7 separate regions of the Mus musculus genome follow, and regions 1, 2, 3, 4, 5 and 7 are each linked to region 6. Evidence: chromatin loops called from intact Hi-C (ENCODE). Cell type or tissue: left cerebral cortex. All regions are shown on one strand.

Region 1 (4,000 bases), 230 kb before region 6:
AGAGACGCAGCTGGGAGGAGCAGACCTAGATAGTCAACCGTCTTCAGGTGGAATGAAATTGTTGAGGGAGCGAGCTATGAGCAGGGAACAAATGCCAGGAAGTTACCTCAGGTGAGGCCCAGGATGAGGCAAGGCTTATCCAAGGCCACAGAGGCAGAATCACAGGCTGGGCGAGAGTCACAAGGCTCCTGCGGAGGAAGAGGAGGCTTCCCAATGGCTGAGGGTCGGTGTGGGAAGGAGGGAAAGAGCCACAGTTCTAAATGCCACGCAGAGGTTCCCTCCACAATGTTTAGCCCTACTGCTGGTGCCTTTGCCACAAAACCCATGAGCTGTAGAATTCCGAGTCTGCAGTCGTTTGTACACGGATGTCAGAAGTTGCCTCTTCTCTCTCCTTCCTCTTCCCACAGAGCTCTCAGCCCTAGTTTCAGTTCCAGATACTCTTGGCCATAGCAGCCCTTTCCTGCCTCAGTTTGCAGAAGCAACCCTGGGGCCTGAGCTTTGTTGATCAACACAGCCATTCTGCACACACACACACACACACACACACACACACACACACACACATGCATACACATTGACCATTCTTTGGACCTGCCCTCTTTGAGACTGAGAGAAAGGCTGCCTCCACCACCTAGAGAGTGAAGTCTATACTACCCAATGTCTTTTGGCCAAAGGGGCATCTAATAGGGAGTCAAGCCCATCCCTTTCCTTGCCCCTGTCAGCCACAGAGTATGGAAATCAGATTAGGGAAGAAAGCGTATTACTCAGCTCCTCCGAAGTTTCTCCCCATCAATACAAATTGGCTTCCCTGTAAATGTGCCAATCATCTCTCCCCCCTCCACCCCCAGTTCACACATACCATCTTGCAGACATATGCCAGACGCCAACTCAGGGTGAGGCAGCCTCGCTGCCACTGATCTGAGTACTGATATGCTACATCCTTACTAACAAGGAATACTTGGGCAGTGTCAGGTCCCACATGGGTGTAGGAGAGAAAAGGTTGAGGGTCAGGCCAAGGTAAAGGTACAGGCTAGAGCTAGGGTTTAAAGGGGCCACTGAACAGAGTTGGAGGATAAGGAGTAGTAAAAGCTGGATTTCTAGGGAGTCTGGAGGGGTATCGAGAGGATAATCAACCAGGTTATCCAGATGGATAGTGATCTGCTCATCCATCAAGGAAAAAATAAGACAATGTTTAGAATCACACACACACACACACACACACACACACACACACACACACACTCACAGATTCTAGGGAGTCCTGGGTGGTGTTGAGGGTGCATTTGGGTCATCACCTCAGGTCATCCAAATGGGTAGTGGTCTGCCCTTCTGTCATCCTAGGACATTGGCTCCCAGGAAAGTAGGCTTCATGGTGTCCTGTTGATCACAGGCTATTTACAGCTAATGGTTTCCGATTCATCTTTTCTACTGGCTCTTCCCTGACTCTACTCCAGTGGAATGTTCTGGGACTTTTCCTGAAAGGCTCGCTGCTCTATATTTGGTAGCTGTCTTTCTGTTTCTGTTGCTAGCTAACAAAATTATGACCAGTGACAGAGCTGAATTTACATTAAAAAAAAACAACTAATGTAATTTTAAAAACTGTAGCTGAAGGATATTTAGTTTATATATTCCATGTCTTCACAAATCCACTAGGATCTTAAAATCATGGAAACTTACCCTCTCCAACTCATCAAGTTTATTTCCCTTGCCCTAGAGCCAAAACCTTTTTAAACAACCCCAGGAAATGAAAATTTCTTCCATTAAAATAATAATAATAATAATTCCAGAGAGGGAGATTCCACAAGTTCCCTGAAGAAGACATTATGACTCCTGGTGGGTGAGTGTAGTGAGCCGGTGCCAAGCTCAAGGCTCTGGGCCTGACTCAGTCATCCTGGGACTTTCCTTACCCCTCTGTCAACCTGATGCAACTCTTGCAGTGAAAGACCATTCTAAAATTAAAGAGAACACAAGCACTAACAGGGAATGATGTTTTATCTGCTGGTATCGGAGAGGGTGCTGTTGACTGAGAAGGTGGCTAGCATTCTCTCTCATCCAAGGCTATCTGGGCCTGTGTGAAGTGCACAATCCCACTCATCGTCCATGTGCCTTTAAGAAAGATGCTGAAACTCATGGACAAAAGGGTATACTGTGGGACGCACTACAGCTTCCGCAGGGAGATTTGTTTTTCTCTGTTTTGTGTGTGTGTGTGTGTGTGTGTGTGTGTGTGTGTGCGTGGGGGGGTTGCAAGGATGGAGGGAGGGTAGAAGGGGAGGGAGAGATGAGTGGGATTGGAGTGCATGTTGTGAAATTCACAGTGAACCAATAAAAAGTTAACAACAGCAACAACAAGAAGATGCTGAAGTTTCATCCATGTAATCTTAACAACATGGTGGTTGTCCAAATAAGTTGTGCACAATGCTACCAACTTGTTGACACACCAAGGTGGGTGTGGTACGTTTCGCAAGGCTGCACCCCTCAATGAGGGGCCACAAGGAATTCATCCATGGTTACTGAGGGAGGGAGCATCAGCGTTCTCTAGGAATGAGCTTCCTGACCAGTTAGTTATCCAATCCAGGCGGTCAGCCCTAAACAGATGCTCTCCTGAGTTACAGAATCAGTAGAGTGTGTGGGTGTAAAGCAGCGATCACTGAAGAAGTCCTAAATTTGAGTGGGAGAAGCAGTGGACGTGGGGGAGGTGGAGGGGAAGGGGGGAGTGGTCAAATTGGGTAAATACCGGACTCTCATGTGACATTCACAAACAAATTAAATTTAAAAAGATCAACTTAAAAACAACAATACAACTCCCTTAAGATGAACAAGGGAGTTAAACAAACAAAACTAGGAGGACAAATAATGTAAAGAACACAATTTGGAATGATGAGGAGAGAAACAGGGAAAGCAAGAGTTGTGGGGATGTGTTGGTTAGAAGTGTAAGAAGCCTTGGCCAAGGCTGTGTCGCTAGGAACAGTGGCTTTTGGGTAGTGAGTGGTAGAATTTCCTGGGACAGAGCAACCTGCAGGGGGATGGGGTTTCCTGGCGAGTGGCTCACTCCAGTTAGAAGTATATACTGCTTACCAATTCATTCAGCCAACATCCCTGGAGTACCAGTGAGGAACCCAGAATTGTGTTAGAGATAACACGTGCCTGGGGTGGAGAGGTGTGTGGTGGGGGAGCTTGGGGGGGGGGGTGGAGTGGCTCGTGTCAGTTTGCCTTTACCGGGAATGAGGAAAAGGGGAAGAAAAATGAGAAAGAGGAGGAGAAGGAAAAGGAGGAGCTTGTGTGGTTCTGAGATGTGCCAGAAGGGATTCATTGAGGATAATACCCTTGAAGTATCTGTGGCAGGGAGGGAGAAGGATTGGGGACAGAGCAGATCCTAGAGGAGCACTGAGCGGCCTTGCAGAGATTCCCCCCCACCCCCACCCCAAGTGGCCCTTTCTCAGCCCCAGGGAAAGGGGATTAACCCTAGTGGAGGCAGCTTCCTCCCTGCTGAGGGTGCTTCCGGGAGGAGAGATCCACCTGTGACCCACCCACTGGAAGCCCACACACCATCTGGGAGCTGTGGAATGAAATCTCTCAGCTCTGTGAGGTGGGAGGATGTGTTTTCCTCAGTGCCACACAGGAACAAACTGAGATGGGGGAAAAGTGAGGTAACTCTCTTAGAACCACACAGGAAGTAGGTAGAGAGCCAGTGTTCTAGCTCCAGAAGCCTGGCTTCTCAGCACTGATCTCTCCACTGGGTTTAAAGAATGAACCAAAATGCTACCCATACATCCTAGTTGCTTTATTTGCATGCTGCTGATGGCCATTCCTTCTGTGCTGTCATCTGTAATCCCTCAAGCTGCCTGAGACCTGTCAGTCAGAGTTGCAAGCATCTTTGTGAACATCATCAGCCTTGTGTCTTTTGGACCCTGTAAAACTAAAGAGCTGTACAGATTAAGATCTAAACTTGGGGATGAGAACCAAGGGTTTCCCTCTAGGTACCAGAGCAGGCACTGTAATA
Region 2 (4,000 bases), 330 kb before region 6:
ACATGATTTTGTTTAGAAGAATAGGGAACACTTTGGAACTTTGGACAAGAAAAATGATAGGAAACTTTAAGCAGGGCTTAATGGGCTATTCCTGGTAGAAACATGGAAGAAAATGGTGCTAAGGTAAATTTGAACTGTGGGGGCCTAGCTCAAGAGGTTTCTCAGAAGGGAAGAATATTAGTAGTGACCCAGAGACCATTCTTATGCTTGTGATATTTTGGCAAAGAATGTGACTGCTTTTTGCCCTTGTCTGAAACTCTTGCCTGAGGCTAAATTGGAGAAGTTTTGGATTAATGGTGTTGCCAGCGGAGATTTCAGAGCCGCCTAGGATTGACTGCGCCATGGGGCTATTACTGGCCATTCTTATGCAGATCTATAATGAAAAGGAACAAGCTGAAAAAGGAAAATTACAAAATGTACAGTTTGAGGAGAAAGGGGGCACTGGGAAGCACAAGGGAGCTAAGTCCAGTGCTCAAGGAGATAAAAGTGTAAAGAATAAATAATAATAAAGGGAGTGGTGACTCCAGGGCAAGACTCCACCCAGCAAAGCTTAACAACTTCAGAAAAAAATTAAAAAAAAAAAAAAAACTTAGGGCCTGGTGTGGTGACACACACCTTTAATCCCAGCACTGGGGAGGCAGAGGCAGACAGGTCTTTGAGGTCAAGGGCAGCCTAGTCTACAGAGCAAGCTCCAGGACAGACAAGTTTAGAGAGTAAAAGAAACACTGAAAAACAGAAAGCTGGTAAAATGAGGGGGCCATGTTCCAGCTCCAGAGAGCAGAAGAACATGGTGGCTTTGGCCATGTGAGTCTGGCTTTAAAGCCAAGGATACCAGAAAGGGGTTGTAGAATCACTCTCTATGATTAAGGAAAGCTGCTGAGGTCAGGCTGTCCCTGCACAGAGGCTCAGAAAGGTCTTTATGTGAAGTCATGAAAGGGAAACCTGGATTGCTTTAGAGAAATGATAGGATGCCTGCCCGGGGAAAGTTGCTAACAGAAAATGGAACTAGCGAGGGGAGGGGGGAGGGGGAAGAGAGTGGGGCAGAAGGGAGGGAGAAGAGGGGAGGGGGGAGGGAGGGAGGGGGAGAGAGAGAGAGAGAGAGACAGAGAGAGAGAGAGAGAGAGAGAGAGAGAGAGAGAGAGATGCAGTCAATAAAGCTGAAAGGAGTTAGAGATCTGAAGAGCAATTTGACGTCAGACATGAAGATGCAGAGTTTGGAGTTTGTCCTGCAGGTTTATGGTCTTGCTTTGGTCCAGTCTTTCCTCATGATGCTCTCTCTTTCCTCTCCTTGGAAACAGTCATGTATATGCTGTTTCACTGTATGTTGAAAGTATGTGATCTGTAATTACTTCCAGATAGAGTGTTTTAGAATGGCCACTCTGGACTTAGAAAAGAGAAGCTGGAGCGAGGCAGTAGCGGATGGCACAGAGGGTGGTGGTGATGGGAATCACTGGAGGGACTCCTTCATCCTCAGGCGTTGCATCTCTCACTATGAGCAGGGTAACAGGTAGAGACACAGAAAGCTGAGTGGGTATGAGACACTTTTGGAAAGTGAGATAAGAGGTATTTATTCATTTTTATTTCATATACATTGGTGGTTTGCCTGCATGTATGTCTGTATGAGGGTGTCAAGTCCCCTGGAACTGAGTTACAGACAGTTGTGAGCTGTCACACGGGTGCTGGGAATCAAACTCAGGCCCTCTGGAAGAGCAGTCTCAACTCTTAACCACTGAGCCATTTCTCTAGCCCCAACCTTTCTTGGATGGTGGTGGATATGTCAGCTACAGCTTTCTTTTGCTGAAATCAGGACCTGGTAAGAAGCAGTTTAGAGAAGAGGGTTGTATTTTGGCTGATGTCCACGAGTGGAAGATTCCCAGGGGCAGGAGTGCGAGTAGCTACCACACTGTTTCTACCATGGTCAGTCAGCAGAGAGGGGTAGTGCTCAACCTGGGTTGGTTTTTTGTTTTTTGTTTTTGTTGTTGTTGTTTGTTTGTTCTTTTTAAATTTTCAGTCCAAGATCACAACCCATGGAGTGGTGTATTTATGGAGGGTTTTCCCACCTCAACTAATTGTTCCTTCAAATACCCTCACAAGCACCTGCCTAGAGGTGTGTCTGGTAGTCGAGTCCAGATCTAACCAAGTTGACTATTAAGTCTTGAGGGAGGGAGCTGGAGGAGAAAGAGAGGATAGATAGAAGTCTAACATATTCTGTAAGCATGTAACATTCTCAAAGAATAAATTACACACTATCTTAAAATTATCATCACAGTTGGATGTGGGATGAAGGCAAGTTGCCAGCGTTAACTAGGCTTTGAGGGGGATGTCACAAAGAAGCCTGGTGGTGCCGCTGAGCATGCTGGGAAACCAGGTAACAAGGCAGGAAGGCTGTGGGTGGTGGACTCCCTTATGACACATTAAGTTTTGGGTACTATTTTAGTTTGAATCTGCAATAATCCCCACAGGTGCGTGCTTTGAATGTTTGGCCCCTGTTTTGTGGTGCCATTTTGAAGGCTGAGGTAGAGTCGTTCTGTCAGAAGTATGACACTGTGATGGGCCTTTGATGTTCACACCTGCTTTTGGTTCCTGTCTCGCTCACTCTGCTTCCTGTCTGCCACCCTGTGTACAGACACCACTTACCACAAGGAGCAGGGCCCTCCCACCCCCAAGCCTTCTCTGTCATGGAGCCAAACGATGGAAAAAAAGAAACCCTTCCTCCCTTAAGCTTTTTCTATTGCATGTTTACATCAGAGAGGTTCAAAAGTAGCCAAGACGGGTGCTTTAGGGATGGCTAAATAGAGCTGGTGAGCTGACAGCCCAGGCCTCAGACTTCTGTCAGTATTAAAGGTACAGAAAACACACACATTTAATGCCATCAGAAGAGACAGTGGGGAGAGAGTGAGGAGACACGCTGAGGCCCCAGAATCTAATCTGAACCAATTCCGACACATATTATCTGGAAAACAAACCAAAACAGACAGCTGGTTATGTAATATTGAAAGGCTGAGAAAAGAAGCATTGGGGGTGGGGAGGAGGTAGACTGTGACTTGGGACTCAGTGGTCTAAGGCCAATGACAGCTGAAAATGACAGTTGGGCTTAGCACTCTAAAGTTATGGGTGTTCTTGTGTGTCTCTTGATACTCCTATGCCATGGCTCAGGGGATTAAAGGGACTCTGGCAGAGGAGACAATTGAGAAAACGAATATATCAGATTTCTCCTGCCATTTAGATATGAAGGGATAGAGAAAGCCAGGAAGACATTTTTCTTGTTTGTTGTCCTTAACTAAAAAAGACATCAAAATGAAAAAAAAAAAAAAAAAAAAACCACCAGAGGAAAGGTTGCGAGGACGTAACTGAGCAGCAGAGAGGACACAGGGTTCAGAGCACGCTGAGACACAGCGGGTGACTCTCCAGCTAGAGAGAGAAGCACCTCTCCTCTTCCGGCAACGATGATATTTTTGTCGAGGTGGTAATTTGCAGCAATTGCTTTTAGTCTGTATTCTCCATGCGAATAACTTCTGTTGCCGAATTACAGCTCGTTAGAGCTATACGAGATGTTAGAAGTTCCCGATCTCGTCTGTCTACCGCAAATGATAAAAGCAGGGGCCGGAGAGGATGCGGCTGCATTGGCTGCATCTGGGACCGCTTTCATCTTGGCGCATCGTGGGTGGATCACTGAGCAACCTTGAGCCTAGCTTTCTTCATGTAAAATGTGGGCCATAATTATCATGGAAAGGAGTCATCTGCTTTTGTTGGTGGTGCTACTGCTTTGAAAAGACTGTATCTCTCTGACCACCCATCTTTATGCCTACAGCTTATAGGCCTTAGCGTTACAAAAAGGCAAACAATTTGGTTGTGTTGCAGTTGATCAATGCTGTGTCCCAAAAATAAAAACGCATTTAAAGGCCTTTTAGATGCACACCAGGGACTGGGGAGATGGCTCAGTAGGGGAGAGTGCTTGCCATACAATTATGAGGACCTGAGTTCAGGGCTCAAGACCCCC
Region 3 (4,000 bases), 49 kb after region 6:
CTGGGAGGTTAGATTAAACTTGGAGCAGTTTCAGGAAGATGTTACCCCTGCTACAGTATGGGTAGATGGTCCATGTGCCTGCAGACAATTTGACTCCATATTTTATTATGTACAAAAGCAAGGATGGGTGTGTACACACACATACACACACACACACACACACACACACACACACTCAACACACTCACACACATACTTTTTAAAGAGGATGTGAAGGGAGGAAGGGAGGAACATGGGACATGGAGGGGTGACAGTGAAGTAGGAATTTGATCAAAATAAAATGTGTTCTTATTTGCAAGGGAGACAAATTGAAGGTTGACTGCATGTGACTGAGTGGAGTAAGCCAGGGTGAAATGGCTTCATAGTGTGTGAATCCAGCTGTGTGGCACTTAGGAACTGGTAACCTATGGAGACAGTAACCCGGCAGGCTGTGGAGAAGGAGAGAGACATGGCAGCGCACAGAGGATGTTAGAGAGGGGAAGCTGTTCTGTACGGTGGGCACCAATGCTGCTGAAGTGCAGTCCACGGATCACATCAGGGGTTCTGGGTGTGGTGATGGTGACACTCAGTTTAGGCTCTTTGAGTGGCAGATGATCCACTGTGGGGCTGATGTCTAGATTCTGACAGTGGGGGGAAGTGCTTGTGGTATGGGGGTGTATAACAACTCTACTTTCTAAACAAATTTTGCTGTCAATCTGAGACTGCTCTAAAAAACAGTTATTATAAGGGATTAATATTTTGATAACTTTGATTTCTGGATCTGGGACACTCAGTGCCTAGTAATGTACAAACACGACTTTAATGGGATGGCCCACAGTAGTCCACAGTTACACAGTGGGCACAGCTGATATTCTGGGCATATTCTTTCTGTAGTTCTGGAAATGATTTGTGCTGACCTACTATTTGCCCCGACCTACTAGGTGTTTTACATGGAGCAAGTTGGGATTTCTTACCATTGTCTTGCTTTGCTCTGTCTGTGCAGTGAGTATATATTGTGGGTATATATTTATCTAACGTCAAGCCATCCTTAGATGCAAGTGATATTTTCACCACTATATATATTTTAAGTCTATGAATGTAGTTGTTTTTATAATAAAACATTCATAGTTTTAAAATATTAATTTTATGTAATTTTATTGTTGATATGTCTCCCAAACTAGCGGAGTTACTGTCCCTTGGAGGACAAGGATTTATTGCTAAAGAGAGAACTTCATGCTTGAACTGCTTGGCAGTTCTCCTGTCTTTAACAAACAAGCTTCCCTCTTGTCCTCTACCACGTCGTCTGTGCTCTAGGAGATGGGTGTGTTGCTCATCTGTGTGTTTCACAATCCAACGTGAAAGAACGGGAGGTTATCTCAACTTTTCTTCTCTTTCTGTCATCCAAGGCTTGCAGGAAGCAGGTCCCAGAACAGCTAGTCTGCTGCTTAGCTGTCGGAGGTGGGCTTCCTGCCCTGGATAGTCTGATTGGTAGCAGGTTGTTCAGGGTGCTCCTCTGCTGAGTATTTGGTAAGACAGCTCCTTCTGAGTTGATGAGAATGACGGATAGAAATGTTAATCTGGGGCAGGGAGGAGGAGTGGGAGGAGTAACTCTTTCCTCGGGATGCTTCTCAGTAATCAGTAGGAAAATGTGGTAAATATGGAATCGAAAGCTTCTAAGTCCCTGAAGTCAGCGTGGTGAGTTGTCCCTTCTCTTTCCCATGTGTGAGCTGGGAGAAATCTGGAAATCGGACAATTCCCATCTGGTTCAAACTTTGCCTTTGTACCTTCAAGGGTCATATGCATAGATTCAGTAATGTAGCTGCAGTAATGTTAGGGCTCTAGCCTGATGGCATAGGCCAGTGCTATACTGCCAGAGACTTGGGAAATATGTGTAGCTTATCTATGTTAGCATATGAATACAATATTTCGTGGGAATACTGAAAATGTAGTTTTCTTTAAATAGCATTCACTCAGTCAGTCGTGTGCTTAGAAAAACGGAAAAACTCCAGAGCACGTTTGCAAAGCATATATGATGGTGTCAGTCCCACAGCAGGCCACCCCTGAGTTGCCTGTCTCTTTTGAACTTGACACACAAATAAAATTCTAGAATTATTGATCTTGTAGTTGAAAGGAAGGCTGTAAGACATTCAGTTAATATTTTTTGCCATTTCTCATGGTAGAGTTATAAAAGTGAATAAGATCTAGTCCTTGCCCTTATAATCTAGCATGGAAGACAGTATCTGAACGAGTACCTTGTTTCTGAGGATTAAGTTCTGGAAATCGAGCCCTTGGGTAGGAGTTGGACAGTCTGTGTGCACAACAGGCTGGGCATGCTGGGCAGTTCCCTTCAGCTCCATGAGGTGGCCGCTGCTGCGATAGTGAATGACAGGCCACACTGCGGTCGTTGCGTGGCTGACAGGGAAGAGCTTCCGGTATGCTTGTGCTATGTGTGTACTACACAGCTCACTGTATGCAGCTGGCAGCTGTGTGTAATATGTTCTGGCTCTCAGCCTCAGCATTTGGGGGCATGCGGTAGGAGCTGGGGTATTGGAAACAGAGTAGTCAGTAATTTAAGTAATTTGATCCGAGTATGTTACTGTGTTATCTGAACTAAGGTGTGCCTGCTCTAGACTCAGGGTGAGAGTCTGGCTCCTTTCATCATGCTACACCAGTCTCCTTCACTTCTCTCAGATGCTCTGCTTGGACCGTGAACCTTAGAAACACCCGCTTCCTTCCCTTTGTTTCCCTGCAGCCTGGTCTGGTTCCAGGGTTGCTCACATGTTGCTTTTGTCTCTTGATTCTGCTCTGGTCTGATTGTCCTGGTATCCTGCTGAGGGTTAGTAGGCCAGGCTGGCCTTGGCTACTTGAGATGCATCTTCATGGCCCCGAGTGACCCTCCTACCTGTCCCCAGGTGTCACAGTGCCCAGCACATTGATAGGACTTCATAAATGCTTATGGAATAAGTAAATGACAATTTTGGTTTTATTTTATTTTTATAACTTATGTGCATGCATGTGTGTGTAAACGAACTATTCTGTTATTGATTTACATGGATGTGTTCCAACTTGTGCTCTCCTTAAAATATCTTTTTAGAGGTTATTAAAACCACTATTTAAGTTTGCCTCATGCTTTTTCAATTACAATCCTTACTTTGATACGACCAGATATTTAATAACAATGTACAGAAATTTATATTTTTTGTTGTAATATGTAGATCAAAACATATTCCAATGTGCCCCCTAGCTGCTCATCAGTTATTAATGTGATGTGTATTTGGGAACCCTGCCACTGTGATTCTTCTGTAGCCATACAAAGTAGACACCAGTGTTATGTCTTTAAATACATATCCAAGACATGAACTTAAACAGTTTAAATACAAAGTGTTAAAGGGGTTTTTGATTATTTGAGATCTCTATGTGATTCTTACTAGATAATGGACTAGTTGTTCAAAGAGCAATTACAAATAACTTGACTTTTCTAAATGCCAGCCTCCAAAGGAGGCAGTATATATTGGATACGGTTGGCTTGGGATCATTCTAACGGATGGTCAAGGTCCATCTATTGTTTCCTTCTCTAGAGCCAAATTGCAGCCTAGCTAAATCTTAAAGGACTCTTATCTAGGAAACCAGATATACATAGGGTCTTGCAGAGAGACGGAATTGGGAGTCAGGACTCAGTGGAACACAGTCATCTCTGGATCTTCTATCAGCTTATGTAAAAGGTCAGACAAATTCATTTTTAATTCTGATTTTCCAAAGTTCAGAAAGGTGTTCGAAAACAGAGACCAAGGAATGCGTAGCTGTTACTTTAAGAAGGAAATTAAGTCTGGAGGGAAGGCTGTTATGACTGCTGACATCTGTGGCCTCCTTTCATTTGCGTAAGAGGTGGACTGGCTTCTCTGTGGCTGCGGTTGCCATGGAGAGGTAGTGGGGGAGGACTCCCAGGACTGCAGCCTGCCAGCCAGTGAGCCACAGAGCTGCTTCTCAGAGTGACTGAAGGGGCTGGGAGCTCAGGTGTGCC
Region 4 (4,000 bases), 300 kb before region 6:
ACAAATGTGCTCTGAATACTCCATCTCCAAATGTTGAGCAGGCCCTCCTCCTTGTCTTTTCCTAATTGCTGTTTGAATTTATTTCTGGTGCACTGTGTTGCAGGAGCTGCCTGGAAGCGTTGTCCATCCATATGCTGGGTGGGAAGGGGGAGGATATGGCAACAGCGCCTCTTTCTTCTCTTTAGGTGACTCTATTGACGCTGTGTTAATTACTGAAGATGCAGTACTGGGGAAAACCCACTGAAATCTAAGGTTTCTGGTGTCCGTGGCATTCGTGATATGTGTTGTCTTCATTGTCCTTCTTTGTATTCTTTTTAATATACGATGTGGTGTGACCTGGGACCCTCTTGCTTTCTTGGTGATACTCAGTGAGTTTTCTTTCCTCCCACCCACATCTTATTCCTTGGGTCAGCATTGCTCCTTTGTGTGCCAAGGATTTAGCACTAAATCTGACCAGGGCTTGCAAGTGATGACCAATCAAATCCCTCGTGGCATTGAGGGAGCCCTTGTATCACGAGAACGGAGAAGGAAAAACAAATGCTATTGGGTGAGTCCTTATTACTATTGTCTATTCTCCTGGTAACCAGCAGAAAGCTGGCATCATGCTTCCGATTTGCATAAGAAGAGACCAAACTCTGCAGGGCTGAGTCACCTATGACTATAAGTGCTGTAGAATTGGAACTAATTGGATTTAGAGTGCCTAGAGAGTCTACTTTTTTTTTTTTCCACCTTGACATTTTAGGAGCTCACAGAAAGTGAATTAACCATTCTGGCTTTCGGTCTTTTTGGACATCACTTTTCCCTCAAACCATTCAGGGTGTTTGGGACAGTTAGCTTCTTGGAGGAGCCTCAAGGCCACAGCATGGTAATAACTATTAGGAGTGTGTCTCAGTGGGCTCCTCCTGGTATTTGAGAGAGAGGAGAGGTATTTGGGTTCCTTGTCATCTACAGCATGTGGGTGGCAATGAGAACCTTTGGAGATCTTTTATAGTAACTGCTACACTCTGGCCATAGCTGCTCTTCTACTCCAGCTAGTAATGACCTCTGAGCTGAGCTGAGCTTCCTGACTCTAAACACAGGTGGGCTTCTTGGCCCACCCTCCTCCCCCAGACATGATTGCACTCCTTGCTTAGGATGTTATGAAGTGCTCGCACCGAGTTTATCACAGGCCCTGGAGCCTATCTAGAAGCCGCCATTATGATGAGCCAGTATCAAGGGATTGTGACTTTCTTAGGAACTTTCCCTGACTCTTCCAGACCTTCTCATAGGAAGCCATCCTACGAGGTAGCGGAAGCTATCTTTTCAGCCTGTCATTATTCAGAACAATGGCTTTTAGCACCCATTCAGGAAGTCCTGCCCCAGGACCAGAGGCTTATGAGCTCCATTAGCCACAGACTGACAGATTGACACAGGCTGTGGGCGGGGACAAAGTGTCTTGTGAAGCAAGCAGCTCCTATCCCTTCTTGGAACTCAACATTCTATGAGGGTCGTATGTGGAACAGTCTCAGAAATTAATTTTCAAACAGCACTCATCCATTTATTTGATCTTCGTTAACTCTGTTCCACTGGTTGGGTTCATTCTAGGAAGCGCGGGCTGTTGTTCCCTTGATTGGATGGCTGGTGTGGCATCTGGGAAGACTCTTGAATGAAGAGAGGAGGGAGTGGGAACTTGGCAAGCAGAAGCCGAAGGATTATTATAGGCCTATGAGTCACAGGGACTGCAGGCAAATGATACAGAGTGGGCTGATGGAGGGAGTGTGGGCAGCGAGCAAGCTTGAGGTAGACTGAGAGGAAGGAACTAATGCAAGGAGCAACGCTTTGGGAGTATGTTAGTCAGGCTCTGCAGAGAGACAGCACCAATCGGATTCGAGTGCATGTCGAAGGCAATTTCATTCAAGGAATAGGCTCCAGGGATGACAGGATCTGGCAATTCTCAAATGTGCAGGCTGGAGGCCCAGGGAAAATGCTGATGTGGAATGTCAAAAGTATCCCCACAGGTGCCACCCCCGCGGTGCTCACAGCCTGGTGTTCAATGCCCGGAAAACACATCGGTTCACGTCTATAGGGAGCTGTGAGAAGTCTCGACCCAAAGTCTCTATAGATGCTTCCATGCCTCTAGCAGAGTTTGGCTCCAGGCTGTGCCTCAAGCTCACCTCTGCTGCGTACCCAGTGAGGCCAGGTCTCCAGTTCTGCTTATCTGGTTTGGCACTGGCTGCTCAAAGCAGCTAGGAAAGCAGCCAGTGGTTCGAAGACAATTTAAGCAGGATTCTTCTACGTGGAGGGGAATTTCAGCTTTGGCTGCGTATTAGAACTATCTTTAAACACCTAGCGCGGGGTTCATAGTGCAGACAAATTCAGAATCTCTGTGCTGGGGGTGAAGAGAACATCCGAAAAATTGTATTCCTGTAAGCGCCTGGCTGTGTCATCTAGCCTAATCACCTCACAAAGGTAAGGTTACCACTAACATGTAAATTTCGAAGTTCATTTTAACACATGGATTCTTGGGTGACACTTTCAAACCATAGCCACCCTTAGCGGCTCTCAGTGTTTCCTTTTCTGGGCTGTCCTCAACGTCTGATTAAAAACATGTTTTTTTTTTTTTTCTCTCTGATGGTGCTGAGGTCTGATACATGTACCCACACAAAGAGTGCCTGGCTTAGTGGGTAAGAGCGCTGACTGCTCCTCCAAAGGTCCTGAGTTCAAATCTCAGCAACCACATGGTGGCTCAAAACCACCCATAATGAGATCTGACGCCCTCTTCTGGCATGTCTGAAGGCAGTTATAGTGTACTTATGTATAGTGATAAGTAAATCTTTGGTCCAGAAGAAGCAGGGACCAGAGTGAGCAGAGGTTCTAAAAAATTCAATTCCCAACATCCACATGAAGGCTCACAACCATCTGTACAGATACAGTGTACTCACATACATAAAATAAAAAGATAAATCTTTAAAAGAAAAAAAAAAAAAGAGTGCCTTACTGAACTGTGTCACTGGCCCTAACTCACTTGTTAAAGTCGCTTGGGTCCAGAAAAGCAGGTGTTTCCACAACGATGCTGTGTTCTCTACCCTGGCATTCATCACATGTTGGCTTAAAAGATTTGAAAGAAAAATGTCTAATGTGTTGAAGACACAGAGGAAGGATTGGATTTTTTTCAGTCTTCACAAAGGAGACAGAAACTGGATTTGTTAAGAAAATCATATGGCATGCAGGAAACAGCTTTGTCTGACTTTTTTTTTTTTCTCTTGGGTAATTCTTCATTGAGAAAAACCCATCAATGTTACTGACCCTCAGGGGTTTTGCTACCAGAATGATGACGTCAGTCTCTTTGTGCGCTGGTGAATGAAGGTTCTGGGATAATGACTAACAAATGTCCATTTGAAGGGGAGCAGACTGTACGGGTTCATCACTGAGTCATCACTGGGACAGACCAATGAAAAGAGTTAAGAGCTACCATTCGGTATCTATGACTTCTGAATCTCCAGTCTCTCAGTTAATAAACCAGAATTATCGGGTGGTAACACTAGAGCTTTTACAGTACAAGTCTGAAACCTTGCAGCTCTAACAGGAAAACTGTCTCCACTCACCCTCAATAAGCCGACGCAATAGCCCTAATAGTCAAGAGCAGAGAAGGGAAAAGATGGAGTGTGGCTACTGGTTCTTGCTATCTGGAAAATTGTCGACATGGTGACAAAAACTTCTTCGGGGAAGACAAGCTCCCCTGTGCCTGGCAGTAGAGCCCCAGCCTTTCCTTTCCCCCTGTCCTTCTTCTGGGGAAATTCCAGCTCCATGGTTCCATTGCTCAATGGTCTCTGTATCTGAAGGGAGAAGCTCACCTGCCTGTCCTCTCCAGCTGAGTTGGTCACATTGAGCTGAAGAGCAGCCTCCAGGATTCACAAACTCCCAGACCATCAGAAAGGGAACTAAGTTTGTCCTAAGACCTTCGCATCTGTGAAGTGCTAAGGAGCCTGAAGTGAATTATGTTGGACTTGGAGGAGTCACT
Region 5 (4,000 bases), 250 kb before region 6:
CCTCTTTCTCCACATCCTCCTCAGCATCTGCTGTCACCTGAATTTTTGATCCTAGCCATTTTGACTCGTGTGAGGTGGAATCTCAGGGTTGTTTTGATTTGATGACGGATTCCTTGACTGGCGAGTTCACCACTTACTTTCAGGTTTTGCATTCATGGAGTCACTCAATATTGATGTCTAGTCGTTTTGTTGTTGTTGTTGTTGTTTTTGTTTTTTTTTTGTTTTGTTTTTTTTTTAGCTGCCCGGGGCTGTTAAAAGGTTGCAGGTGTATCCTTGGTAATCTAATAATTTCTGAAGTAAGAAAAAAAAAAAAAAAAACCAAAACCCCTAACTGGAGCAGATCTCACTCACACTTCATAGACTGTGCTGTACACACCTGTCTTTCCCGTGGTTTAGCATGCTTAAACTTCGGAAAGACCAGATCCTGGGTTCAGTCTCCATCCATCTTAGAAAACCTGACCTAAGATTGAACTCAAGTTCACTAACAGGCCAGTGCCTAGCACCAGTTGCTAGGCTCCCCCCCTAACAAGACCCATGTCTAGCCCCAGGTTTTCAGGTTATTCCCCCCAAAAAATCTATACCTCCGGTTACAACCCCGCCCCTGACACTTCACTTCCTAACAACCACCAATCAGGAGGAAAACAGAAGTTAAGTTTATGGTTTGGCTCCCAGCACCAGCCAATTATGTTAAAGGCCATAATGGCGCCCCCTATCAGATGTGTACTAGGTTAGACACGGAGTTCTTGCCTCTATAAATGCTTGCCTGATACTGGGCTCAGGGCCTGTCCTCCTGCAACATGGACAGTGGTGTGGCCCAAGCTTGAGCTTGAGTAAAGAGACCCTAATATAATTGTATCAGAATCAGCTCCTTGGTGGTCTTTTTGGGGTCCACGAATGTTCCCTGGCACAACATTTCCTGGAGAAAGTCCCTGCCTATGCCCCTCTCCTCAGTCTTCAGCTTTGTTTGTACCAACTACTTTAGAAGTGGGTGAATCCAGCAAATAGGTGAAGATGGTAGGAGGGGAAAGAAACCAGACAGATGCCTTAGCCTGCTTAGCATCATTGTAACAGAATACCAGAGTCTGTGTAACTTATAAAGAAGCATATTTCTTACAGTGCAAGAGTCTGGGGAGTCCAGCATTGAAGGCTCAGCATCTGGTGAGGGTCTTCTTGCTATATCATGCTTTGAAAAGTAGATGCTCTCGTGGTGAAGGATTATGGTGAAGGCAGAGAAAGGAGAGTCAGACTCATCTTTTTATTAGGGACCCTGTTCACAGCTCACTTAACTGTGCTCTTACTAAGTCCAATTGATGTTTTCATAAAGAGGGGCACCCTCATGACCTAATAATCACCACTTAAGGTTCTACCTCTCAATTCTGCAGGACTGGAGACTGTTTCCAACACTGGACTTAGTGAGGGAACATTCAAACCACAGCACCAGTGAACAGTGATTTCAACAGAGTTGGTGAGATTCGGGCAGGGATGGCAAAACAAGGCCCTTTGCACACACTCGCGATCTTTAAGTCATGGATTGGGAGACCTGATGGAAAGGAAGAGTTGGAAGTTGGAAAAGCCAGGTCACAAAGCATGAAGAGCTGAGAATCCATGCAGGCGTGGGAAGCCTCTGGCATTTTTACTAGACCATCCAGGAGGCTACTGGGTAATGCTCACAAGGATTATTCTACTGGCTGGTAATCCACCCCGGGGGAGAGGAGAAAGTAGCACAAAAGTGGTGTGTGATGGGCAGAGGAGGTGAAGAGGCAAGGGAATGAGCGCTATGGGGAATGGGGAAAGGGCTGGCTGGCAGCAGCGTTGAAGGCTGGGTCTCTGCATTAGTCACCCCCCCTCCCACCCTATCCCCACCCCCAGTGGCTGCCTGTGGGGTTATTGGGCACTGAGAATAATCTGGCTGCCTATCAGGAAGGGGGTTGGGCGTCCATTTAAATCTGCCTGGGGAGTCTACCCAGGCCACACACCAGGCGACCGATCAAGCGATCAAGGACACTTTCATTCAGTTCCAGAATCCAGGGGCTTTTGGTCTCTCCTACCTACTTAGGTTTTTATTTTTGTCTCTTGGTATTTCAGAGAAGTCCAGGATCTGCTGTTTTGAGTGTCTGCCTCAGCGAAGTCATGCTTCCTTTTGGGGTATTATACTCGGTTGCCGGTTGCCATGGAAGTGAGGGCTGGCTGATTCACACAGGAGGGGGGTGGGGCCCACTAGCAAGCCCTCAAGCACACTGGATGATTTCAATTACCTAAATCCCTGCAGCTTCTCAGAAGACATCTACGTGTTTTTTATGACGTATGAATACCTTTGACTTTGATTTAGAAATCGAGATGCATTTTTAAAAATCTGTGACCTGTATGAGAACAGTCTATTGATAAAGCACCAAGAATAAATGGAACTTTGAAAGCAGGCCAGTCCAGCACAAATTGGAATGTCTCTGAATTGGGATTAAAAGAAAGAAGAAAAAACAAACAAACAAAAACTCCCCCAAAATCCAACAAAACCAGGCAAGCTGAGGTCATCCAGGTTCTCCAGAAATGAAGAAAGCAGGCCTAGTGAGAGTCTGGTGGATTCTAGTTAACAAAAAGCCTGCAGTGGATAGCAATCCCGAGGCAGGTCATTATTAGATGCCCTTCTGTTTGCAAGTATGGCGAAGTTCTTGTCCAGCAAGTAACTGTTGCCAAAGCCAAGATTTGTTTCTGGTTTCCCTGCTGGGCTTTTAAGTGTTCATCTGCCTTCTCAGGGTCACTCTGGTGAATGTTGGGAGGACAGAGGGACCCACCTTAGGTTAGGAAGTCCAGAAGAAAGCAAGAACTTCGATGGTGTTTCTAAGCAACACTTGCTCAACCCGCTCAACCACACCCCTGTAATTAGGCCTGCCATCCTGTCCAAATTAGGGGCAGGGTTAATAGCTGTGCTTCTCTGTGCTGGGGCTTCCTAAACATTTGCAGCAGCTTGGGGCTCTTCCCCACCATGTGTCCACAGGAGTGTCCATCTACTGCCTTTACCTGTCCATCTACTGCCTTTACAAACGCCCCCCCCTCCCCCTCTCTCTGGAGTCACAGGAGAAATTGTATCTCCAGCACTGTTTTTCTGCTCACAATGTAAACACAGTGGCTGTGCTTTCAATATGGCCCCCTCTTGCCAAAATTCCCGCTGAAACTTTGTTGCAGTGTTGGGGCCTTTGAGAAGGATTTGAGCCTTTCTGAAGGAACTGGACTGGATCTTTCAAGAGGACATTAGTCTGCCCTTTGTAACAATGGAATCATCACACATTTATACAAAGGGGTCTCCTTCCCTGCCCCCTTCCATATGCTGGGTTGACAAGTTCTCATGCAGATCTAGCATCTGATGCCACCCGCATACTACAGTGTGAAGCCTTCACCAGGTACAGCCACTTCATCTTGAGCTTCCCCGTCACTAAGACTGTTGAGCTGAATAAATCCCTTTTCTTTATAAATTGTTTCATCTCCAGTATTCGGTCATAACACGGGCAAATGGACTAGGATGCTAATCAAGAGTTGAAAATGGCCAGAAAACGTTTTTAGAATTTCATGCTACAACGGACTGGAATCAGAGGTGATGTGAAATGGTTGTCCCTGAGCTTATGACTCAAAGATACTTCATATCCTTCAATAGGTGACACATTAAAAATGCATAGCGGCAGAGGGGTGACTGGAGAGATGACTTGGTGGAGAAGTTACTACTGCTAGAGAGTGAGGACCTGCGCTTGAGTCTCCAGAACACTTGTACAAGCTTGGCAGGGGTAGAGCACATCTGTGATCCTAGCATTTTCAGGAGAAGATGGGAGGCAGAGGGAGGAGAACCCTATCTTCAGCACCAACAAGCTGAACAGGAGCCTATAGACGATGCTGAGAACTGATACCGAAGATTTCTGAGCTTTGCAGGTAGATCACAGCACATGTATCCACAGAATTCACAGCAACACACACAGAGAGAAACAGAGAGAGACAGGGAGAAAAGAGACGCGCG
Region 6 (4,000 bases):
TGACAAATCAAAACCAGATATGCAGTTTTCTCAAACGCTCTTAGCATTGCTGTATCTTGGAGACATCCTGGGTTCATGGATACATTTCTGTTGTCTTCAGCAAATATTGAGTTAAAAATTTCTCTCTGGCACTTAACTTTTTTTTCTTCTCTTTCTGTTTCAAGTAACAAAAACTCGACTTCTGAAGACTTTTTGTTTTTAATCTTAACACATTATCTATGTCTGCATGTTTATCTTTTGGTTCAAACAGCTCGGCTGGGGGAGGGGAACTACATTATATGTTTTATGAATCCTACCCATTGGGTATTTCATTTAATAAAATAGAAGACATCTTACTGGAATATTAAAATGGTACTCTTTCATTGTAAGGCTGACATAGTATTACCCACCACCCGAGCTTTCTAGCTGCATAATCTTTGCTCCTATGACCAAATTTACTTTTTGGTAGGCATATTTTCTTCCTCTGCAAAACATTATTTTTGGCTCTAAGCTTGCCATTACCAAGTATTCCATTTTTAATAATTTCCATTCTGGGGCTTTGTGCTTTTCTTAGCTCCAGCAAGCTAGAGGTAGGACTTCCTCGGGGGATTTTAGGGGTCAACCGTTAGCAGGAACGACCTGGACATCTTTATGAAAGCCTAAGGGAGCAAAACAAGTTTGCACAGATGGTCAGCTGTTAGTGGGCGTATGATCGCTTAACAAAGAATATTTTTGTTTTGCGCCTTTTTTTTTTTAACACCTTATTCTTTCCAACTTTGAGGTGGCCCGTACAATCTTCTATCGGCTTTTTTTTTTTTTTGTGGATGCGTGTAATTTTTAAGTTCAAACTGCTAGTATTATGCCTACCCTTGAAAACCTGCTTCGTTCCCCAGAGTCAGCTCTCCTGATATTTCCAGAAGTTTCCAGTTCCCGTTCTCTAACGCTTTCTAGCAGCCGGGGTCAAACTCTGGTTTGTAATAAATTAGTCTGTCTTCCCTGTTCACTCCCCCAGAGTTCCAGAAGCCTGCTGGGTGGCTCCGCCCCGCACCCCCTCTTCGGCTTCCAAAGTTCCCTCGCGGGTTAGTCCCCAGCTGACAGGCAGCTAAGGAGGGGTTAACTGCGCTCGCCGCTGCTTAGGCTCTGGGAAGCACCGGCTCTCTCCGGAATAACCTTGGCTTTCCTCGGTCTTTTAATAGAACATCCGCCACCAAAAAAGTGGTTTCAGTTTAGGGCTTAATAACACGTCCCCTCTGACCCTCCAAGTCAACAACCCAGCCCCCTTTCATTCTCTCTCTCTTTTTTAAAAGTTATTTTTTAAAGTTAATGCGTTTCAAGTTTCACTATGATTTTCCCCTTCCCTCTACGCGGAGCAGAGGAAACCCCCTTGGGGTCCCCCCTCCCTCCAGGGTCCTCCTCCTCCTCCTCCTCCCTACCAGGGCCAGGGCGAGGGGCGGGGCTGGGAGACACCATGACGTCACCGGGCCGGCCCACAGCCTGCTCTAGAAAGTCAAAAGACGGTAAAGAGAATCCGGCCCCGCCCGGCCCCGCCCCTCCTCCCGGGCCAACCGCCCCCGACTGCGGCCCGGCCGGGCTTCCCCGGGCCGCGGAGCCCCGCCTCCGCTGCCGCCCCGCCCCGCCCCGCCCTTCGGGCCGCGCCTCCTCCTGCGTCCTGGGTCCCCGCGGCGGGGCCTGCGGCGGGCGGGCGGGCGGGCGGGGCGGCAGGGGGCCCCGGGCCGGCTTCACAGGAGCCCGCCCTCCCGCCGCAGCCCCCGCCCCGCCGCCCCCGGGGATCCCCTGCTGCCCCGCCCACGCGCGGGGGGAAGCCGCCGACCTTCGCCCTGGCCGCCCTCGCGCTGCCAGCCGTCCTCACGGACACCCGGGAGAGGTAAAGGCCGCTCTCCCGCCGGGTTCCACTCGGTCCCTCCCGCGCCCAGCTCGCGCCTCGGTGCCCGTCGGGAGGAGGCTCCGCTTGTGCTGATGTCCCGGTTGTCAAGTGCAGCGCAGTTCCCGACGGGTGCGGGGCCGGGCGCGGCGGTGGGGGCGCTGCACCCGGGAGAGCGCGGCGCGGGGGGCGGGGGCCGGGACCACCTCCCCCTGGCGGGCGGGCGCGCGGGTGTGCGTGTGAGTGAGTGTGTGCGCGTGTGCCGGCGCCGACCTTGCGGAGGGGATGCTGCGTGCGGGAGCCGCTTGCCACTTCGGCGGGTCCTGGCCGCACGGGCGGCGGGAGCTGCGGTCCTGCGAGCCCAGCAGGTACGGAGGGCCGGCCTCCTGGTCGCCGCGGCCGCTTCTCGCAGGAGGGCTCGGCGGGGCTGCGGGAGACCAGGCCGCGGCTTCCGCACCTCCCGGCTTTGTGGCTCGCTTTCCCTTTCGGTCTTTGCCCGGAGTGCCTGTTTACTCCGGGCCACCTGGGTAGTTTCCCTCCCCGTAGGGCGCGCGCCCGCCGCTGGTGGGTCGGGGCCGGTGGGTAGGGGCGCGGGGCGGCTTGGGCTCGCCGCGGGGTCGGGCTCCAGCCGGAGTTGCGGCTAGAGAGGGGAGGGGGCTGTGGCGAGGCTGGCGCGAGGAGGAGTCTCAAGGCTGCTGCTCTCGCCGACTCTGTCCTCCTCCTCCTCCTCCTCCTGCTCTCCGCATCCACTCTAGGCTCCTTCCGGAGCTGGCACTTCCATTCCCCCCTCCTTCTGGCATGCGAAGCGCTTTGTTCAGTGCAGCGTTGCAGAGGGGTTTTCCCAGGCTCCGCCCTCCACATTCATTCATGTTTTTTCTCCTTGTGACTGTCTTTACGCTTTTTTGATTGTGTCCTGTTTTTGCACCTTGTAGTATGTATTTCTTTCTCGAGAAAGAATGGTCGATCACTGGTCCTAGTCGCCACGGTGGTGCTGTCGTCTTTGAAAATAACCACTTCTCCACCGCGGATTTAAATGTGGGCTGGACAGCTAGGGACAGGGGGGCTGGAGGCTGCAAAACCGGGTCGCACAAAGCTGTTACAGGTTGGGAATTTGCATATTTTAACATTTAAGCTTGGGAGCTGTGGGAGGTCACGTGATCGGCTTACAATCCGAGTTCACGCTTTAAAAACTTCGTAATATCGTGACCGCTTAAAAGCTTTAGTTTTAATACGGAACGGAACACTTACAGCTTTATCTTTAAATTCTCTGTGCAGTCAAAACCTTTTTGGATGCTATAGCTGATGCCTCTGTGGTAGGGGGAGTTGAGGAGCTCTATCTTTCACCCATCATTGACCGTCCTGTTTCTTATTCTTCCCCTGGCGTTAGATTGGGGATAGTTTGTGTTATGCCGACTAATAGCCGTGTTAAGAGCCGTGTTGCTTACAGTCGCAAGCACGGTAATAGCCGCCTTTTCCTTATGCGTTTTAACTAAAGTGAAAACATACATCTAAAACCTTAGTCTGGGATACATGTTCTTTACCTTAGAGGCGTTCTTCCAGGGAATTAATATTTCAGCATTTTCATGTGGTAGGCAAAGCTTCTACATTGTGTAGCTTACTCCTCAGTCCTTAGCCCGTTTGGGGTGGATAATGTTTCCTGATTTTACAGCTTGGGAAATCTGATCTTCTTTTCTGAGAGCTTAAGTACCTTGAACAAGGCCACACAGAATGGGGTAAAGCCTGGCCTTGAACCTGGTCAGGTTTGATTCCAAAGTATGTCTTCATGATTTGCTGTGTCATTCATCCCTTTGGGAGGGGATTGTCCTTGGTAGGTAAATGTTATCTTCTCAGAGGAAATGGGCAAGGTGTCATGTGGGGCCACGTTCTGAGGAAGATTTCATAATCTCTCTCTAAACTTGTTTTTTTTTTGTTTTGTTTTGTTTTTTGTTTTGTTTTCTCTTTGTAAAATGGATGAATTGGAGTTGTTAATTTTTTTTTAATCTCTCCCAAAACTTTTTTCCCCTACCTCTGTAAAATGGCTGAGTTTGAGCAGTTGATTCGGTTGTTAGGATTAAATTAGGTGATAAGTAGAAACTCTACAGTAAACCCAATAAGTGTTCTCTTGTGTCGTGTACAGTA
Region 7 (4,000 bases), 340 kb before region 6:
GTCGTCTTCACACACACACACACACACACACACACACACACACACACACACACACACCCCTATACCTCTAAAACAAGCCCAGGGTATCTTTACACTCCACCCAGTTCCAGCATATATTTGATCAATAAAGGGAGGTACCAGGGGCTTGTCAGTTGTCAGGTGGAGTGAGCAATTGCAATCTGGAGAGGACTGTGTGTGTAACTCCATGCAGGTGGGCACTGTCCCTGCAGTCCACACACCTTGTACTGAAGAGTGTTGGGGCCCTGAAGCTGACACATGCATGTGCCACAACACAGATGTCAGCATTGGCTGTAGTGACACTTCCCTGCTGTCGGCTTACCACCTCCCTTTCACGTTAAGGGCTTTATTTCCTTGAAGTGGAGATGGGGGGAAGACACTCAATTATGTGTATTATATCCATTACTGCCTGCCTCCCCCATCACCGGGCAGTTTTGTATCACCTGGAGAAGGAGAAGCTGAGGACAAATAATCTCCTCCCTCCCCATTAGGCCCTAACTTAAATGCTCTCCCCATGATGTCACATAGGCCTTCAGGTCTCTATTCGTTCCCCAGTAAAAGGAGGCTCTTAAATGGAATCACCCGTGGGCTCTTCAGGCTGACCCGAATTCTGGCGATGAACCCAGCAGAGTTAGGCATATCACGGTACCTCTTGGGTGTTTTTCTGCACTGTCTGATAGATAGAGAGCCACGTTTCCTGTGGGCACTAAAGGGTGCGGGTGCCCTCAAGCATACCTATACTATCAGTTCCTCTCTAGAGTGTGAGGCAGACAGACCTTGCCTTTGCACAGACTGACACATTCCATAAACACTGGCTTTGCCCTCTGCTCTGCACAGGCCTACTTATGTGGAGATTATCGTGCACACTGCTGACTTTAGAGATATCATAGATAAGGGCATGAATGTCTCTGACGAGGAATTTGTGCTGGTTCAAGCAGTCAGTGGGAACCTGAGCCCTAGCATGCGAGGCCTGTGAGGATGTCAGACATCATCCATCCTGCTTTCCTCACACTCGGGAGTGGGGGGTTAAGAAGAGGTGACTCTGTCACAAAGGAACACACATGGTATGTACTCACCGATAAGTGGATATTAACCCAAAAGTTCAGAATACCCAAGATTCAATTCACAGACCATATGAAGCCTAAGAAGAAGGAAGACCAAAATGTAGAGGCTTCAGCGCTTTTTGGTAGGGTGAACAAAATACAGGAGGAAATATGGAGACAAAGTCTGGAGCAGAGACTGAAGGAAAGGCCATCCAGAGACTGCCCCACCTGGGGATCCATCCCATATACAGTCATCAAAGCTGGACGCTATTGTGGAGGCCGGGAAGTGCTTGCTGATGGAAGCCTGATATGGCTGTCTCCTGAGAGGCTCTGCCAGAGTCCGAACAAATTCAGAGGTGGATGTCCGCAGCCAACCATTGGACTAAGCTCGGTGGTCCCCTATGGAGGAGTTGGAGAAGGGACTGAAGGAGCTGAGGGGCTTTGCCGCCCAATGGAGGGAGCAACAGTGTCAGCAGGCTAGACGCACCCCCCACCCCCGGAGCTCCCGGGGACTGGACCACCAACCAAAGAATACACATAGAGCAACCCATGGCGCTGGCCACATATGTGGCAGAAGATGGCTTTATTGGACATTAGTGGGAGGAGAGGCCCTCGAGCCTGAGGGTGTTCGATGCCCCAGTGTAGGGAAATGCCAGGGCAGGAGGATGGGAGTGGGTGGGTTGGGGGAGCACCCTCATAGAGGTGGGGAGGGAGAGATGAATTAGGGGGTTTCCAAAGGGGACACCTGGAAAGGGGAAAACATTTGAAATGTAAATAAAGAAAAATATCCAAGAAAAAAATAAAAATAAAATACCTACGGTTTATGAATAGAAAAAGGCTAACAATGAAAAAAAAATCCAGAAGAAAATAAATAAATACATAAAGGGGAAAAGAAAAAAAAAAGAAGTGTGATTCAGTTGGCTGGCGGAATCTTCAGACAGACCAACCTGGGACTATTTGGGTTTTAGTCAAGGACGAGGAATGCATGGCTGTTCTACATTAGTGTGCACTCACTGCCGGCCAGACGCATGAGGAATGGCCGCAGACTTTCTCGGAATCTTATGTAAGAGATGGAAGGACCTAGAACATGTCTGGACAACTCGTTCCACTTCTATTTTGTGAAATTAATTGTTTACAACCCCTGTCTTTCTTTTAGCTCAAAAAACTGAACCTTGTATTCCCCTTGAAGTCAATTAAAGGAAGCTGTCTGTTTAGGGAAATAAATGCTCTCCAAATTGCAAGAGCAGAGGTGACAACTTTTTCAACATTTTTTTTTCATTTTTTTCAATAATGTAAATCCTCTAGATGATGCCTATTTTGGCAAACGACCTGTATTGGGGTTTTATGGGACGACGCTAACACGTTGGTGTACGTTCGGCCAGCAGGTGGCAGCAAACGTTTTTATTAGGAAAACCGTGCGCTTGAAAAGAACGCCTAATCAGCAGTCCCTTCTAGCAAAAGAAGCCTATTAAGTGAGCACAGCAGAGGGCATTCACCACAACGCTTCACGCAGGAGCCTTTCTTAAGAGGGGGCTCTTGGCAGTAGATGGTGGAAGCGCGGGGTGAATTATTTCCACCAAGTTTGTTAAAAGGAAAGTCCAGATGAGATTAAGGACTGGAAAGAAAACTCTATTGAGTTTCGCATCCTAATGACAATCCAATTTCTCGGCCCACAAACTTCTATCAGCCTTTCTCGGCCTGCAGCCTGGTGCTGAGGGGCTGGACCCAGCTTTTACCATGTGGCTAAGGTTTTGCTGTTTGGAAAACAGAGTACTTCTGGGCTACCTAACTGATGGAGCGCTTTTCTGGAGTAGCACACTCTTGCTTTGAGATGCCCGAGGCGACCGCTATTCCTTTTCATTGCCGCTGTTCAGGGCCACCAGAAGAGAATGCTGGGATGCTAACTATCCTGACACATCCTGGCCGATTTACGTCAAGTTCTGATCCTTATAAGACTTTTAAAATATAGTAAAAAGGTTCATTCGTTCTTTCAATGACTGCTTGCTTTGTGCCCACTATGCCCAGTGCTGTGCTTACAGAAGTCTCAAGTCTAGGAAAAGAACCAACTCCTTTCTCATCAAGTCCCCACAGAAACCTACAGAAACAAGCCCGGGTAGGAAGGAACACAGTCCTGGGCTGTTGTTGAACCTAGTCTAGGTTTACAGACTGATAGGAGTGGCCAGTGGTCCTGAGTCAGGGACCCTTAAGCTGAATTTGAAGACTGAGGAGGAATGCGTAGGTTAAAGGAATAAGGAGAATATTCAGACCAGAGACTAAAAAGTTCTAAGACCTGAAGATGGAAGGAAGGATAGGAGGCAACAGACGCTGGGAGGGATAGAATATTGGGGGAGAGAGTGGACTCTGCTATGTAAGTGGAAAATCATGATTCTTGCATTTATAAGGCAAATGTACACACACACACACACACACACACACAATTGACCTCTGCTGGCTGCTTTTGTATAGTTTGTGATACTGTTAGCTTGGAGCTAGCGCAAAAATATTTCCAAAAAATGTTCGAGTATTTTACTGTCCCCAAGGCATTGACTTACGTAAATGGACACAAGTACCTTTAGGGACAGCCACTGTGAAAGATCATAACACATATCTTTAAAAATATATATAAAGCCTTATGCCCTTTCTTTTCTCCTTCATTAAGGAGATGTGGACCTGTGAATTGACCAACATTTAGAAATAATCCCTTCTGGCCACTGTAAATTGTGCATCCTGCATTTGAGAAGCAGAGATAGGAAATCAAAACACTTCCCAATCACCAATACAACACCACATATATAGGGTTCCATGTTGTTCTTTGCATAAAATTATTTAAGGCATTGTATTGTCAGTGTATGGTGCATGAGGTACATCCAAGACAATGGATTATACACTTAGACTTGGACCCTAGTCGCCCAATACAGTAGCTAAATACCTGCAAATAG

Evidence for each region. Peaks named below come from ENCODE experiments on the same cell type or tissue, not always from the same donor. Only the 100,000 strongest peaks of a DNase experiment are listed, where the experiment ranks them.
Region 1: a loop joins it to region 6, with 5 times the contacts of the local background. A loop is called at or near these places in 7 of 42 quality-filtered maps.
Region 2: it touches region 6 in a loop (4-fold over the local background); 12 of 42 quality-filtered maps call a loop at or near these places.
Region 3: a loop joins it to region 6, with 3 times the contacts of the local background. A loop is called at or near these places in 13 of 42 quality-filtered maps.
Region 4: a loop joins it to region 6, with 5 times the contacts of the local background. A loop is called at or near these places in 15 of 42 quality-filtered maps.
Region 5: it touches region 6 in a loop (2.4-fold over the local background); 3 of 42 quality-filtered maps call a loop at or near these places.
Region 7: a loop joins it to region 6, with 4 times the contacts of the local background. A loop is called at or near these places in 12 of 42 quality-filtered maps.

Annotation. Positions count from the first base shown.
Region 1 is chr13:41,819,244-41,823,243 of GRCm38, forward strand. The region is part of intron 2 of Adtrp (androgen dependent TFPI regulating protein); the gene reads right to left. Among named protein-coding and RNA genes, the nearest start is that of Adtrp, 26 kb to the right of the region's middle. In left cerebral cortex, no CTCF peak of the experiment used is centred here; DNase peaks (open chromatin) are centred at 476, 855, 1,419, 2,010 and 3 more places; H3K27ac peaks cover 1,982 bases.
Region 2 is chr13:41,715,941-41,719,940 of GRCm38, forward strand. No RefSeq gene overlaps it. Among named protein-coding and RNA genes, the nearest start is that of Gm40925, 41 kb to the left of the region's middle. In left cerebral cortex, no CTCF peak of the experiment used is centred here; DNase peaks (open chromatin) are centred at 2,339, 2,980 and 3,624; H3K27ac peaks cover 1,276 bases.
Region 3 is chr13:42,099,239-42,103,238 of GRCm38, forward strand. The region is part of intron 2 of Hivep1 (human immunodeficiency virus type I enhancer binding protein 1); the gene reads left to right. Among named protein-coding and RNA genes, the nearest start is that of Hivep1, 49 kb to the left of the region's middle. In left cerebral cortex, a CTCF peak has its summit at 2,333; DNase peaks (open chromatin) are centred at 1,555, 1,868, 2,432, 2,773 and 1 more place; H3K4me3 peaks cover 486 bases; H3K27ac peaks cover 2,353 bases.
Region 4 is chr13:41,747,348-41,751,347 of GRCm38, forward strand. No RefSeq gene overlaps it. Among named protein-coding and RNA genes, the nearest start is that of Gm40925, 72 kb to the left of the region's middle. In left cerebral cortex, no CTCF peak of the experiment used is centred here; DNase peaks (open chromatin) are centred at 31, 540, 1,744 and 3,116; H3K27ac peaks cover 888 bases.
Region 5 is chr13:41,799,384-41,803,383 of GRCm38, forward strand. All of the region lies in intron 4 of Adtrp (androgen dependent TFPI regulating protein), which reads right to left. Among named protein-coding and RNA genes, the nearest start is that of Adtrp, 46 kb to the right of the region's middle. In left cerebral cortex, no CTCF peak of the experiment used is centred here; DNase peaks (open chromatin) are centred at 1,703, 2,169 and 3,778; H3K27ac peaks cover 2,019 bases.
Region 6 is chr13:42,050,227-42,054,226 of GRCm38, forward strand. Hivep1 (human immunodeficiency virus type I enhancer binding protein 1) reads left to right here and starts at 1,795. Exons shown (of 9, transcript NM_007772.2): 1 at 1,795-1,864. It overlaps Gm28707 (a long non-coding RNA gene), which reads left to right. Exons shown (of 2, transcript XR_001780922.2): 2 at 1-341. In left cerebral cortex, a CTCF peak has its summit at 2,077 (motif pointing left); DNase peaks (open chromatin) are centred at 297, 675, 1,079, 1,448 and 3 more places; H3K4me3 peaks cover 3,550 bases; H3K27ac peaks cover 3,235 bases.
Region 7 is chr13:41,707,183-41,711,182 of GRCm38, forward strand. No RefSeq gene overlaps it. Among named protein-coding and RNA genes, the nearest start is that of Gm40925, 32 kb to the left of the region's middle. In left cerebral cortex, a CTCF peak has its summit at 2,435 (motif pointing right); a DNase peak (open chromatin) is centred at 2,468.